Linked DNA regions of Homo sapiens: region 1 is linked to region 2. The links are chromatin contacts, found by Hi-C or POLR2A ChIA-PET in ENCODE. All regions are on one chromosome and are shown on one strand. The core of a region is the stretch at or near the end of the contact, and the rest is flanking DNA. Distances in the headings are between cores, read along the strand shown. Region 1 holds the start of PES1 (pescadillo ribosomal biogenesis factor 1). Region 2 holds the start of HPS4 (HPS4 biogenesis of lysosomal organelles complex 3 subunit 2).

Region 1 (6,551 bases), core at 2,082-4,581, 4.1 Mb after region 2:
ACCAGCCTGGCCAACATGGTGAAATCCCATCTCTACTAAAAAAAAAATACAAACATTAGCCAGGCACGGTCGCCAGCAACTGTAATCCTAGCTACTCGGGAGGCTGAGGCAGGAGAATCGCTTGAACCTGGGAGGTGGAGGTTGCAGTGAGCTGAGATCACGCCAATGCACTCCAGCCTGGCCAACAGAGTGAGACTCTGTCTCCGGGGAAAAAAAAAAAAAAAGTGGGCCAGGTGAGCCACAAAGGCCAGGGACCGCCAGAGGGCAGGGCCCACAGGCCACAGTGAAGTCTTATTTTGACTCTATGAGGAATGAGAACCCCTAGTTGCAGGATCAGGGGTCTCTTCTACCAGATAGGAGGGGATGGATGGCAGGGACCCAGCCCAGCCCATCCCAGCCCAGCTAGCCCATCCTGACAATCCAGTTCAGTTCTCCTCCATTTTCCCTTGGACCACACCTAGCAAACACAACTCACTAAAGCAAGGGCGGTGAGAAAGAGAAGGAATACCAGAACCCCAGAATGGGTATGGCAACTCAGGTAAGACAGGGATGCAGCTGAGTTTTCAATGTGCAATTCACTGCCCGGGCTTCCCACGGTCCCTCTATATTCACCTAAAGTCAGCCAAGCTCAGCTGGAGCTTCTTCCGGGCTTTGTTCCGGGTGATGTAGTTGGTGGCCGAGCCTCGTTCATACTGGGAGAGGAAAAAAACAATTCTCCATTAGCAATGATTGTAGTGACTGACATCAAACTCTGGGCATGCCTAGTTCCAGAGGCAACTATCACTCTGGATAAGTGGCTGAGATGAGTCTAGGAGAGGAAACACTGCAGGGAAGGAGCCGACCTGCCTGGATGAGCTCTCCTGTACCATCCTTGCGGCTGTCAGCATAGGGAACACATACATCTGCATGATGCTGAGGGCTGCGAGGCTGCTACGGATAGGGTGCTGTGCCAAGTGCTTAGCACTAGCTCTAAATGTTGGCCATTACAATTAGTGATTTTCACACATTTCATTTAATTCCCATAACCCTGTGATGTAGGTGCTGTCCGAACGTCCATTTCACATAGGAGAAAACGGGCTCGTAAAATAACCCATGCAACTCTTAAAAAGCACACAGCTTTTTAAGAGTTGGGGCTGGGATTCAAACTCAGGTCTGAGTCCAGTACCTGAATGCCTAATAGCTAAGCCAGTGTTCCTAATCTTTTCCCCTTCTTTTCTTCCTCATTATAACCTCTTCACCACTACCAGGAGACTTATTAGACACCCCCTTCCTCCCTCACCCATCACCCTTTCTTCCCTATGCCCCATAAAATGTTAATACCAGAGATATACTGTAGGTCTGTTTATGTAATGTAGTCCTTGGGGAGCCACAACCATTGTAATAGCTAAGATACTGCCCCTCAACCAATTTTGTTCCCTTGAGGGTGGTATTACCCTGGCTGAAAAAGCATGCTCTAAGCCACACAGCTTCTCCCCTTCCTCATTCATTCATTCAACAGACAATAACAGGTCCTCTATTATGGTCAAAGCACTAAGCTAGATGCTATGAAGGCAATAAAGACAAAAAGCCTGGTCTCTACCTGCCCCTAAGAAGCCTATTGTCTTGTATAACCATCTGGATGCCTGTGGTGCTAAGATGCTGCCTCACACCCACATTTCTGTATCCCTCACACTTCTGTATCCCTCGATAGAGACAATCAGTGCACTGTAACAAATACCCTGCAAGCTAACAAGCATGTCGTTTCCAAACAAGATCTTCCTCTGGACTAAGACAGCAGGGGCCTCTTTGGCTAGGTTCAGCTCTAAAGAGACAAACCTGTTAGTCTCCCACAGGTACGTTTACTAATAACATCATAGTCATGAAACATACCCTTCATTCATTCTTTCCTTTAGACATTAATTGTCTATTAGGTATTAGGCCCATGCTAAGTCTTGGAGGTATAAAGATGAGTTTCAGACTGCCTTAAGAAGTTGAGTTTTCATTTATAGCGTTTTCCATTACCTTATGCCACACTTATCTCTGTCACCATGCTTATCCTTATAAATGTTAAGGGAATAAATAGTTCTCAATGGGGTACTCCCTGGGTATGTGCTGGGGGGAGGAGAGTTCAGCAATGTTTGGAGACATTTTTGGTTGCTGGGTGCTACTGGTATCCAGTAGGTAAAGGATCAGGGATGTTGCCAAATATCCTACTACACACAAGACAATCCTTCCCACAACAAAGACTCATCTTTGTTGATTCTGGCTCTGAAACCCAGCTTTTAAAAACTGTAACGATTTTGTTACATATCTACATCTGCAACTCAAGGGCAGGTTTTCCATCTTGTATCTTTGCAGTTCCGATGGCTAGCACTGGATACTCAATGTAGTGTGTTGGGTTAAGAACACTGGCAATAGAAACTTTCACTCTGAAAGAAACACTTAAGCCAACTATATATTCCTCATTCCCATTCCCTTCCCAGTCTTTTCATGTCACTGGGCCGATTCTCCATACAGCCACAAGAACTCCCTGAAAAACTCTAATCGTGTTACTCCTCCTTTTTTTCCTACTGCACGTAGAATAAAATCCAAGCTCTACACTATTCCTACTGCACTTAGAATAAAATCCAAGCTTACAGGCCTTGCACGATACAGTACGTGTCCAACCCCAATCTTATCAGATGCCATTCTTTTCTTGGTTTACATGCGAGTCATCCTAATGTCCTTCCAACTCCTTACACACAGCAAGCCTTCCCTGCCTACTGATCTTGGCACTTGGTTTCCCTTGTCAGGCCTGCTCGCTAAGCACTCCCATGCCCCAGAACCCATCCAAGACGTTCTGATCTTTCCCATTTCAGCCGAAATGTTATGCCTCGAAGAGAACTTCCAAGACAACACTAACCAACTAATGTAACGGTGCAGTAACGGTGAGCTCTACGTAATGTTTATCACCCTTTCGGTAAATAGTGGTCCCACGGCTCGGCCTGCTTTTGGAATGAAGCTACGCTTGGTAAGTTCAACTCTCTTTCACAGCCCTCTCCACAGAAAGAACTCTGGAGTTCGTTCTCGGATTTCACTAAACGAATACTGCCATCCTTGTCCATTCTCGGACCCCTTCTCGCAGCTGATTACGGTCACGTCGATCCCGTCTTTCCAGTCTCCACGAGACGGAGCCCGGGAAAAGAGTCGACCCCATGCTCTGCCGCCCCCGCACCCCACCCCTCGGGAATCCCCACCGTCTTTCCCAATCACCTTCTTCTTCTCAAGGCCTCCCATCGCTCCACGTTGAGGAGCCGACTAGGGCCGCGCGTACAGGGAGCTCCACTTCCTCCCGCACGTGCCCTGCCAAGGACCCCGAGGACCCTCCCCACCCCACGCTGTCTGTTTGTGCGGGCTGCCCAATGAGATGCCTGTACAAGTCCAGGGAAAGATGGGGATTTCCTCCTCAAGATTTAAAACTATAGTCTGAAAAAAATCACTGAGAACACTCTTTCCAGATCTTTCCCGCTCACAATGGTTACAAACACTTTAAGTGTTAAAACAAACGTGGATATACAGGCTTTTCTGTAATCACCCTGATGACGATTCATTGACTGTGAGCCTCGTTGCATGTTGGGACGGAGAGGGGCGGAAGGCTTAGGGACAGCGCGGTGCCTTCTGGGATGCAGAGGGGCGCCGCACTCCATGGTGCGCGATAGGATTGCGTTGTCAAGGTAACGGTTGCTAAGCGTCGTCAGACTTCGGCTGCCGCTGCTGAGAAGCGGTTCCCGAGGGGCAGGGTGAGACTGCGCTGAGTTCCCACCGGCTTCGGGTTCTCTTTGGTTCATTCGCGGTTATGCGGCTAAAATAGAAAAAAGGAAGACATTTTTCCTCGCGGAGGTATAGAGATCCTAGAGGCCACTTATATTTTCTGAGCCTTAGTGGTGGACTCGTGGTATATTTAAAATGTACATTCAAGGCTGGGAGCGGTGGCGCACGCCTGTAATCCCAGCACTTTGGGAGGCCAAGACAGGCGGATCATCTGAGGTCAGGAGTTCGAGACCAGTGTGACCAATATAGTGAAACCCCGTCTCTGCTAAAAATACAAAAATTAGCTGGCCATGGTGGCACACGCCTGTAATCCCAGCTACTCGGGAGGCTGACGCAGGAGAATCGCTTGAACCTGGGAGGCAGAGGTTGCAGTGAGCCGAGATCTTGCCACTGCACTCCAGCCTGGGCGACAGAGTGAGACTCCATCTCAAAAATAAATAAATAAATAAAATTAAATGTACATTCAACATATTCGAGCTTTTAATTTGTACACATAAATTCTGTAAGTGTTCCTCAAATAATAATTCCAAGATTTATACAAATAGTCACATCACCTTGAGATGGTGCAGTCTGGAAGTAGATGCAATTTTAAGAGGTTTTTTTTTTTTTAAACGTTTCTCCCTTTTTCCAAATTCCAAATTTCGTTCGAAGATGATCTCAAAAGTTTAAATTTGAGGCTCTTGTGAATGTGACCTGGCCCAAGGACTTGGTCTTAGAACTTACACAGAGACAGACGTTAAGCACTGGTGAATACTTGTTTTGAACTATGTGACTTGCACTATCTAATTTAAAGCTAAAATTTAAAACCCAGCAATTCCACAGTTAAAAATGAGATGAAGCCGGGCACGGTCGCTCACACCTGTAATCCCAGCACTTTGAGAGGCTGAGGCAGGCGGATCACCTGAGATCAGGAGTTTGAGACCAGCCTGGCCAACATGGCGAAAACCCATCTCTACCAAAAATACAAAAATTAGCCGGGTGTGGTGGCAGGCACCTGTAACCCCAGCTAGTTGGGAGGCTGAGGCAGGAGAATTTATTGAACCCAGGAGGTAGATGTTGCAGTGAGCCAAGATTGTGCCACTGCACTCTGCACTCAAGCCTAGACGACAGAGCGAGGCTCCATCTCAAAAAAAAAAAGAAGAAGAAGGAAAGGGATGGACTGGAGAGGGTGGCAGTGGCTGGCTCATGAGGGCAACACAGGAACAGGGCTGGTGTCGTGAGCATGTGGCCTGGGCAGTCATCTCACCCTGTCCCTCACAAATCACCTAGCTCGTCCTGCACAGATAGAACCATGTTTGCAGAAAGTTGAGCCTTGTTTTGCTCACATTAATGTTGAGGGGTCACTGGAAGACACAGGTGGGGATGTTCAGGGAAGCAATTGTAATTTCAGCTCAAAATAGCCGTCATATAGGTACCACATTTCACAAGGGAGGAAACTAAGTCTCAGGAAAGTAAGTGATCGCTGAAGATCACTCAGCTGCTAAGCTGTGCAGAATAGATTCTCACCAAGCAGTCTGGTTTCAGAGTCCTCTGCTAAACTCACATTCCACTACCTAACGTATAGTAGAAAGAATGTTATGTGACTCCAGGATAATGCCAGGTAGATTTTTGTTCCATAAAGGGAAGAGGTTTTTAACCATTAGGGCTGCCCACACACAGAATGCTTTGTGCAATACCAAGCCTCCATCAGCATTACGGTGAAAAGCCCAGTCTCTGCAGGGAGACACACCTGGTTTACCTCTAAGCCTCGGACAAGCCACTTTACCTCAGGGTACCTCTCTTCCTCATTTGTAAGATGGGGTCAACACTAACTGCATAAAGTAGTTGTTGCTTTAAGTATGTTTACATTGTTTCATTTAAAACAAAAATTTGCTGGGCATGGTGACACACGCCTGTAATCCCAGCACTTTGGGAGGCCAAGGTGGGTGGATCACCTGAGGTCAGGAGTTCAAGACCAGCCTGGCAAATATGGTGAAACCCCATCTCTACTAAAAATACAAAAATTGTCTGGGCGTGGTGATGCACACCTGTAATCCCAGCTACCAGCGAGGCCAAGGCAGAAAAATCACCTGAACCTGGGAGGCAGAGGTTGCAATGAGCCAAAATTGTGCCATTGCACTGCAGCCTGTGCAACAGAGAGACTCTGTTTCAGAAAAAAAAAATTAGCTTGGCACGGTGCCTCACACCTGTAATCCTAGCCTTTTGGGAGGCAAAGGTGGGAGGATTGCTTGAGCTCAGGAGTTCTAGACCAGCCTGGGCAACATAGTGATACCTTGTCTCTACTAAACTGTGCCCCGCCTTAAAAAAAAAAAAAAAACACAGCCAGGCATAGGGCCAGGTTCCTGTAGTCCCAGCTACTCAGAAGCTGAGTGGGGAGGATCACTTGAGCCCAGGAGTTTGAAAGCAGCCTGGACAACATAGTGAGACCCTCATCTCTACAAAAGGAAAACTTATTTTTAATTAGCTGGTGTGGTAGTGTGTACCTGTGGTCCCAGCTACTCGTGGTCCCAGCTACTCAGGAGGCTGAGGCAAAAGGATCGCTTGGGCTCAGGAGGTTGAGGCTGCAGTGAGGTGTGTTCACGCCGCTGCACTCTGGCCTGGGTGATAGAGAGACTGGCTCTCTACATAAACAAACGAACAAACAAATAAATAAAAAGTCTCCTGTCCAAATTTATAGATTCTCATGATTTTTCAGTTAACATATCTCATAATGAGAGTGAGATTCTAAAGTCACCCCAGATTTGTTTCCTCCTGTTGCCCTG
Region 2 (5,618 bases), core at 2,146-4,645:
GGTCTCAAATTCCTGGACTCAAATAATCCTGCCCTGGCCTCCCAAAGTGCTGGAATTACAGGTGTGAGCTACTGAGCCTGGCTGGACCTGTTTTACTTCTAAGTCTCTGAGAACACATTTATGAGGCTATAGCATAAACAAGCAATGGGACCAATGTGTCATCTGCTCTCTTCCCTGGATCTATGCCCTCTCTGAAGCCTCCCTCCATGGCTCCCACCCTGCCTTCCTGATGAAAAAGCACCAACTTGGCTGGGCACAGTGGCTCACACCTATAATCCCAGCACTTTGAGAGGCCTAGGTAGGAGGACTGCTTGAGCTTAGGAGTTCGAGATTAGCCTGGGCAACACCGTGAAACCCCATCTCCACAAAAAACAGACAAAATTAGCCAGGCATGGTGGGGTGTGCCTCTGGTTCCAGTTACTTGGGATGCTGAGGTAGGAGGATCACTTGAGCCTGGGGGATTGAGGCTACAGTGACCTGAGATCATGCCACTGCACTCTGGCCTGGAGGATAGAGCAAGACCCTGTCTCAAAAACAAACAAACAAATAAATAAAGCACCAACTTGGTCTCTTGGCACTGTCCTCTTTCCCAATACCTAAGGCTGGATGTACAACTGGCTGCAGGGTAAGCTCAGATCAAAAAGCCTCAAAAAAGTTTCAAAGCCAACTCAGAAACTCCATGTGCACCCCATCCTCCCCTGTCCCCACGTTCTCTTGATGAAAGCATCCCTGCTTGTGCGGGCACACGAAAGAAAACTTGGGTGTCATTTTGAACTGCTCCATCTTTTTGACTTCCACATAAATAATCAGTCACTAAATCCTGCTAATTCTAGCTAAACCTGCTTTTCACCTTCATCTCCTCTATGACTGATGTTTGCTAAACCTAATTATGGGAAAGGATTAACGCATTTAGGGTTGAGAAGGGAACTGGGTTTCAGACAGACATTGAGTAATACCCCTTGATACCCAGTCTGGCCAGACCTCTCCTCATGCTGTAATTCTCAAATGCAACCATACCTCATCTCTGCAAATTGAAGACTACAATATTCACATTATCATCAAAGCTCGCTGCATGATCAGGCTGTGGCTATCTTTTCTACAATCTCCCAGCAATGCCAGACTCATTCAAACATTGGGAGAGGCTTGCAAGGTTAAAACATGTTAGCTTTGGAGAGCGATGGCTCACGTGCTTGATTCAGCTGCTCTGAGGAAAATGGCATTTTTATTGTTATGTTAATAAAATTAACACAATCTGGCTGGGGATTTTCAATTAACCCCAAAACTCTAACCAACAGCCCAGCAAAAGCTATGCCATGGCAGGCCTTGTTACTCACCACGAGGCTGACTTTGCCTCTGTGGAGGTAGAGGTGGCCATCTACTGTGCAGTCATCCTCATTCTCTTCATTTAGGTTTTCTTTTCCGGTATCACTTCTTTCTCCCTAGCTGTGACCGTTCCTCTATCCCCCAATCCAGTGAATCTGGACGTGGTAGGTTTCAGTGTTTTCAGTCACAACTGCCACTTGGTTAGTTTTCACTCAGCATGGAAAGTTCCACTTCCCTTCCTTGCAGGTTCTTCAGTTTCATGTATATTTCCATGCCTCTTACAACTCAGGGAGAAACTATAACAGAGAATCCTAGCAGAAAAGTCAAATCCATTCCTCTGGTTTCCTAAGTATCACTGTGGCTGTCTGCAGAACCACCTCTTCAAGCTCCTCTCCAGGAAAGCCAAAAGTGGGAGATGCATGCTAGAGCTGGTGTTCTAAAGAAATTTCTAGCTTGTCTAGTTCAAACCCATCCTGAAGACTCTTATTAAACGTTTTGAAGTTTCCAGTTCAAACATCAGTGCCTTGGCTCTGAAATAAACACAAGGAATAGATATTTCAGCAACTCGTGAGAGAGCATGTGACCCAGCAGGATTAAACGAATGGTATATTTCAAAAGAGCTTTCTGTGAGGGTGACAATCATGCTTCAAAATCAAAGAGGGAGGCTTGCAGAGACTTCAGAGTAAGGGCTTTAGTTTCTCGAACAGTTAAGGGAAACACACCACAAGCTTCACGGAAGATAAAATCAAATGACAGGGTGAAAATGCTCTAGGTGTGGACAGCTATACAAATAAACCAGTTGCTGTGGTAATAATGGAACCCAAATTAAGGAACTGTCATCTTGACAGTCCAAAAGTAACCTGAACATGCAGAATTCCAGAGCAGGGCAAATTTCTAAAAAATGAAGAGAACTTTATCAAATGGCTTTCAAACTTCCACAAGAGAAAGACAGCTCAGTGTATCACGGAATTTCAGAGTCGGAAGGAACCCTGGCATCGTTTACTCTACTCTCCTGCACTCTTTTCCAAAAATTACCTTGGCTGTCTCTGCTTTACACCCTCCAGAGATGCGTGGTTCACTATGTTACATTTCTCCTTCCAACAAACTAAAATCTGCGTTCCAGATTTTACATCTGCCTCCCACTCGCTAGTCTGGATAACGCTCTGCAGGAAAACACAAAACAAGGTCTAATTCTTCCATGTGACAACCTCTTGGTCACTTCAAAACTATTGTCTAATTCTTACTGTCACTTTCTCCAAGCTTAATGCTTTAGCAACATGGTCTCAAATGTTTGCTCACCATTCTGCAATCTGTGGGTACACAATACAGTTTGTTAAAAGTCTCTAGAGACGACCCCCATTGAATATTTGACGGCCTGTAAAATCTCTATCTCTTCTCAGCTCTAGATATTTTGGATTGGGCCTCCACAGGACCACACTCATTGTATTCTATGGAGCATATTTGGGTGCCTGTGGAGGGGGTATCTCTGTTACTGGAACCAAGGACAGCAGCCTAAAACTCCCCATCCCTTGTTCCCAGAGGACTGGGCCCTACACTACCGAGGTCCTCTCTTATCTCTGAAAGGTCCAGAAGAGACCAATAATGGCCCTGGAGTAGGAAGAGACGTCGGAACATGAGCAGAAAAGGATCTGGTAGCCTGGGAAGTAATAGTAACAACGCGGGGCTGGGGCTGGTGATACTGCTGTGGGAAGGGGCCTCAGTGGGGCAGCAGGGCTGGAAAACGGACGCTAATGGCTGGAAAAGGGCCAGGAAGCTGCTGGGCGCAGCCCCCGGGGCGCAGGCAGCGACTGGTAACAGCACTAGGGCTGTGCGGTGTCTGGCCCCAGCTCTACGGGACTGGGAAATGGTGGGCGAACGCCTAAGGATTAGGCGGGGTCGGGTCACGCTCTAAGCTGGGGGCCCGCCCCTCGGTATCCCCGCGCTCCGAGCGCCGCCCACCCACCGGAGTAGCCAGGCATCCCAGTGCTCGGGGTTCGGGACTCTGGACCAGAAATGTGGGCAGCAGCTGGGTACCTGCGACTTCTGCCCCGTACCTGCGCGCGCGGCAGAGAGGCCTTAGGTCACGCGCCGCCCCGCCTACCTCCCCCTCCAGCTCCTGGCAAGCCGGCGCGCGGCGATGACGTGCCGAGTGCGCCGCACGCCGCTGACGTCAGAGACCAATGGCTGCGGCCGCAGCTGCGGCGCTGGAATCCTGGCAGGCGGCGGCTCCGCGGAAGAGGCGCTCCGCGGCTCGACGGCCGCGGCGGAGGGAGGCGGCGCCCCGGGGGAGAGAGGCGGCGCCCCGGGGGAGAGAGGCGGCGCCCCGGGGCCCCGAGGCGGAGTTCGAGTCTGACAGCGGAGTCGTGCTTCGTCGCATCTGGGAGGCTGAGTGAGTGCAGGCTCGGCCCTGATGGAATCTTTGCGCCCATGGGCAATTCTGAGCCACAGTCTCCCCATCTGTAGAGTGGAGATATAATGCACACCCTTTAAGGAGTTATTGTGAAGAGTTAACGTAGGTAACGAGCTCATTAAAGATGTGGATTATAGTAAGCGCTCAGTTAAAGGTCGTCTTTCCTTTTATTACGGTTACAGCTGCGTGACCTTGGACAATTTATAATCTCTGTGCCTCAGTTTTCTCATCTGTGAGATGGGGATGAAAATAGTACATACGTAGGTTTGTTTTGAGGATTCAATGAATTAGTAAACGGAAACCATTTTCTGGCACGTGGTAAGCACTGTGCCAGTGTTTGCTATTAATATTATGCCGATGTTGATATTATTGGTGGTGGTGACACGAGGGAAGCAACATGAACACGTGACTGCTATCATCAGGCAGCTGCTATGTGCCTGACATTAGCTTAATCATTCTACACACTTTATGTTAAACATTGCAGGCATACTAGGACCCTGGTAGCTCACTGATTCTCAAAGAGACAAAGAAAATGTGTGGAACCAGATTTCAAACCCAGGTCTTTGTGACAAAAACCAGTGCTTCCAGCTTTCCATTATGCTTGTTGCTTATCCCAGCCCAGATTCTCACATACCTTGCTCTGTACCTTAGAAAGTACATAGAGAGTGCCTAATACAGAGGAAACACTCAATAAATGTTACTTATTATTGTTATTTAGTATTATTATCTTTATTCGCAGTTTTGTTTAGGCTCAATAAATAACAGCTTTAGTTAGCACTTAAGATCAGCATCCGAAGGGCCGTCACAAGGGGAGAAATTAGATTAATTTTGTGTGCTCCTCTCCCCTAGAATTAGGGTCAAGAGGCAGTAATGTCCCAGAGTTTACCTCTGAAGAGAAAGTTGCTGACCATTTGGCTCAGCCTGAATAAAAAGCACCTGCGATTATTTTTAAGCTCTCAGAGGATGCCAGTGAGAGTGAATGTGCCTAGGGGTTTGGAAAACTCAAGGCATTTTTCATATCCCTTGACACTGTCACGATCTCCTCAACTGCTTCAGTATTCCCCAGGAGCTCCTTGCTTCTCCCAACACCCAAGTGTGGTGCAATCACCATCGCTCTGAGTAGAGATTGAGCCAGCATTTTACACGCATATCTGTGTACGCATTTACCAGTTCATAAAGCATTCCTGTGTACATCAGAACTCTCTACCCTCTGTGAGAAACGTGCAGCAGCCTCTGGGCCGACTTTCAATTCTCTGTACTCCTTTCTGAACCCCATAATCACTGTCTCTGGCTGTGGCTTGTCAGTTTAAATCCAGTTCATTTTAATTCACTGTTGACTTTCTTTTGCTCTGGGTCTGTAAAACCAGTTGACTTGAATAAAGAAAGCCCAGACACTTGGTTTTGTCTCTTTACTTTCCCCTTAAAACTATTTATAATAACAAATACCATTTGTTGAGTACCTGCTATGTGCCAGACACTGGGCTAAGAATGTTAACCCATTTTATGCCTCTAAACTCCTCCGTGTTGGGAATGATTTTTATCCCCATTTTAGAGATGAGGAAACTAAAGCTCAGAAAGGCTAATTCTGAGCACTTAACAACCATTTATTGAGCTGCAATTCTATGCTAGGCTCTGTTGTAGACTGAGAATAGACCCAGATCTCTCTCTGGGAATCAAGGACCTCCTCCAGCATACTCTCTCCTGCAGTCTCTGAGCCCCAGCAGTATGTGCTCTGGCTCTGGACATATTCAACATATATCCCCCTCCTATCACTTGGTAAGGGTGGGCCCTGCATTGCAGGGCACCTCATTCTGTAAGCATTCAGGTCATGATCAGGAAAGTTACTGTTGGGGCAGCCCTGAGATGGGTGGGACATGACTGTGCC

What was found. Hi-C counts contacts between places; a loop is a spot of excess contacts on that map. ChIA-PET counts read pairs that join two places held with the same protein, here RNA polymerase II (POLR2A). Pooled maps may share reads with other maps.
Region 1: a loop to region 2 is called in a map of CD4-positive, alpha-beta T cell, with 26 times the contacts of the local background. The contact joins the promoter of PES1 here to the promoter of HPS4 in region 2. A Hi-C loop is called at or near these places in 1 of 168 maps with a recorded cell type or tissue (CD4-positive, alpha-beta T cell) and 5 of 50 pooled maps. POLR2A ChIA-PET finds 5 or more read pairs at or near these places in 1 of 52 experiments (GM12878).

The regions. Positions count from the first base shown.
Region 1 is chr22:30,588,579-30,595,129 of GRCh38, forward strand. It overlaps PES1 (pescadillo ribosomal biogenesis factor 1), which reads right to left and starts at 3,332. Exons shown (of 15, transcript NM_014303.4): 1 at 3,232-3,332; 2 at 613-692. The coding sequence starts at 3,255. RefSeq lists enhancers at 3,160-3,875, 3,355-3,654, 3,875-3,954.
Region 2 is chr22:26,480,388-26,486,005 of GRCh38, forward strand. It overlaps HPS4 (HPS4 biogenesis of lysosomal organelles complex 3 subunit 2), which reads right to left and starts at 3,396. Exons shown (of 14, transcript NM_022081.6): 1 at 3,287-3,396; 2 at 1,335-1,853. The coding sequence starts at 1,375. It overlaps SRRD (SRR1 domain containing), which reads left to right and starts at 3,490. Exons shown (of 7, transcript NM_001013694.3): 1 at 3,490-3,712. The coding sequence starts at 3,504. RefSeq lists an enhancer at 3,444-3,563 and a silencer at 3,584-3,673.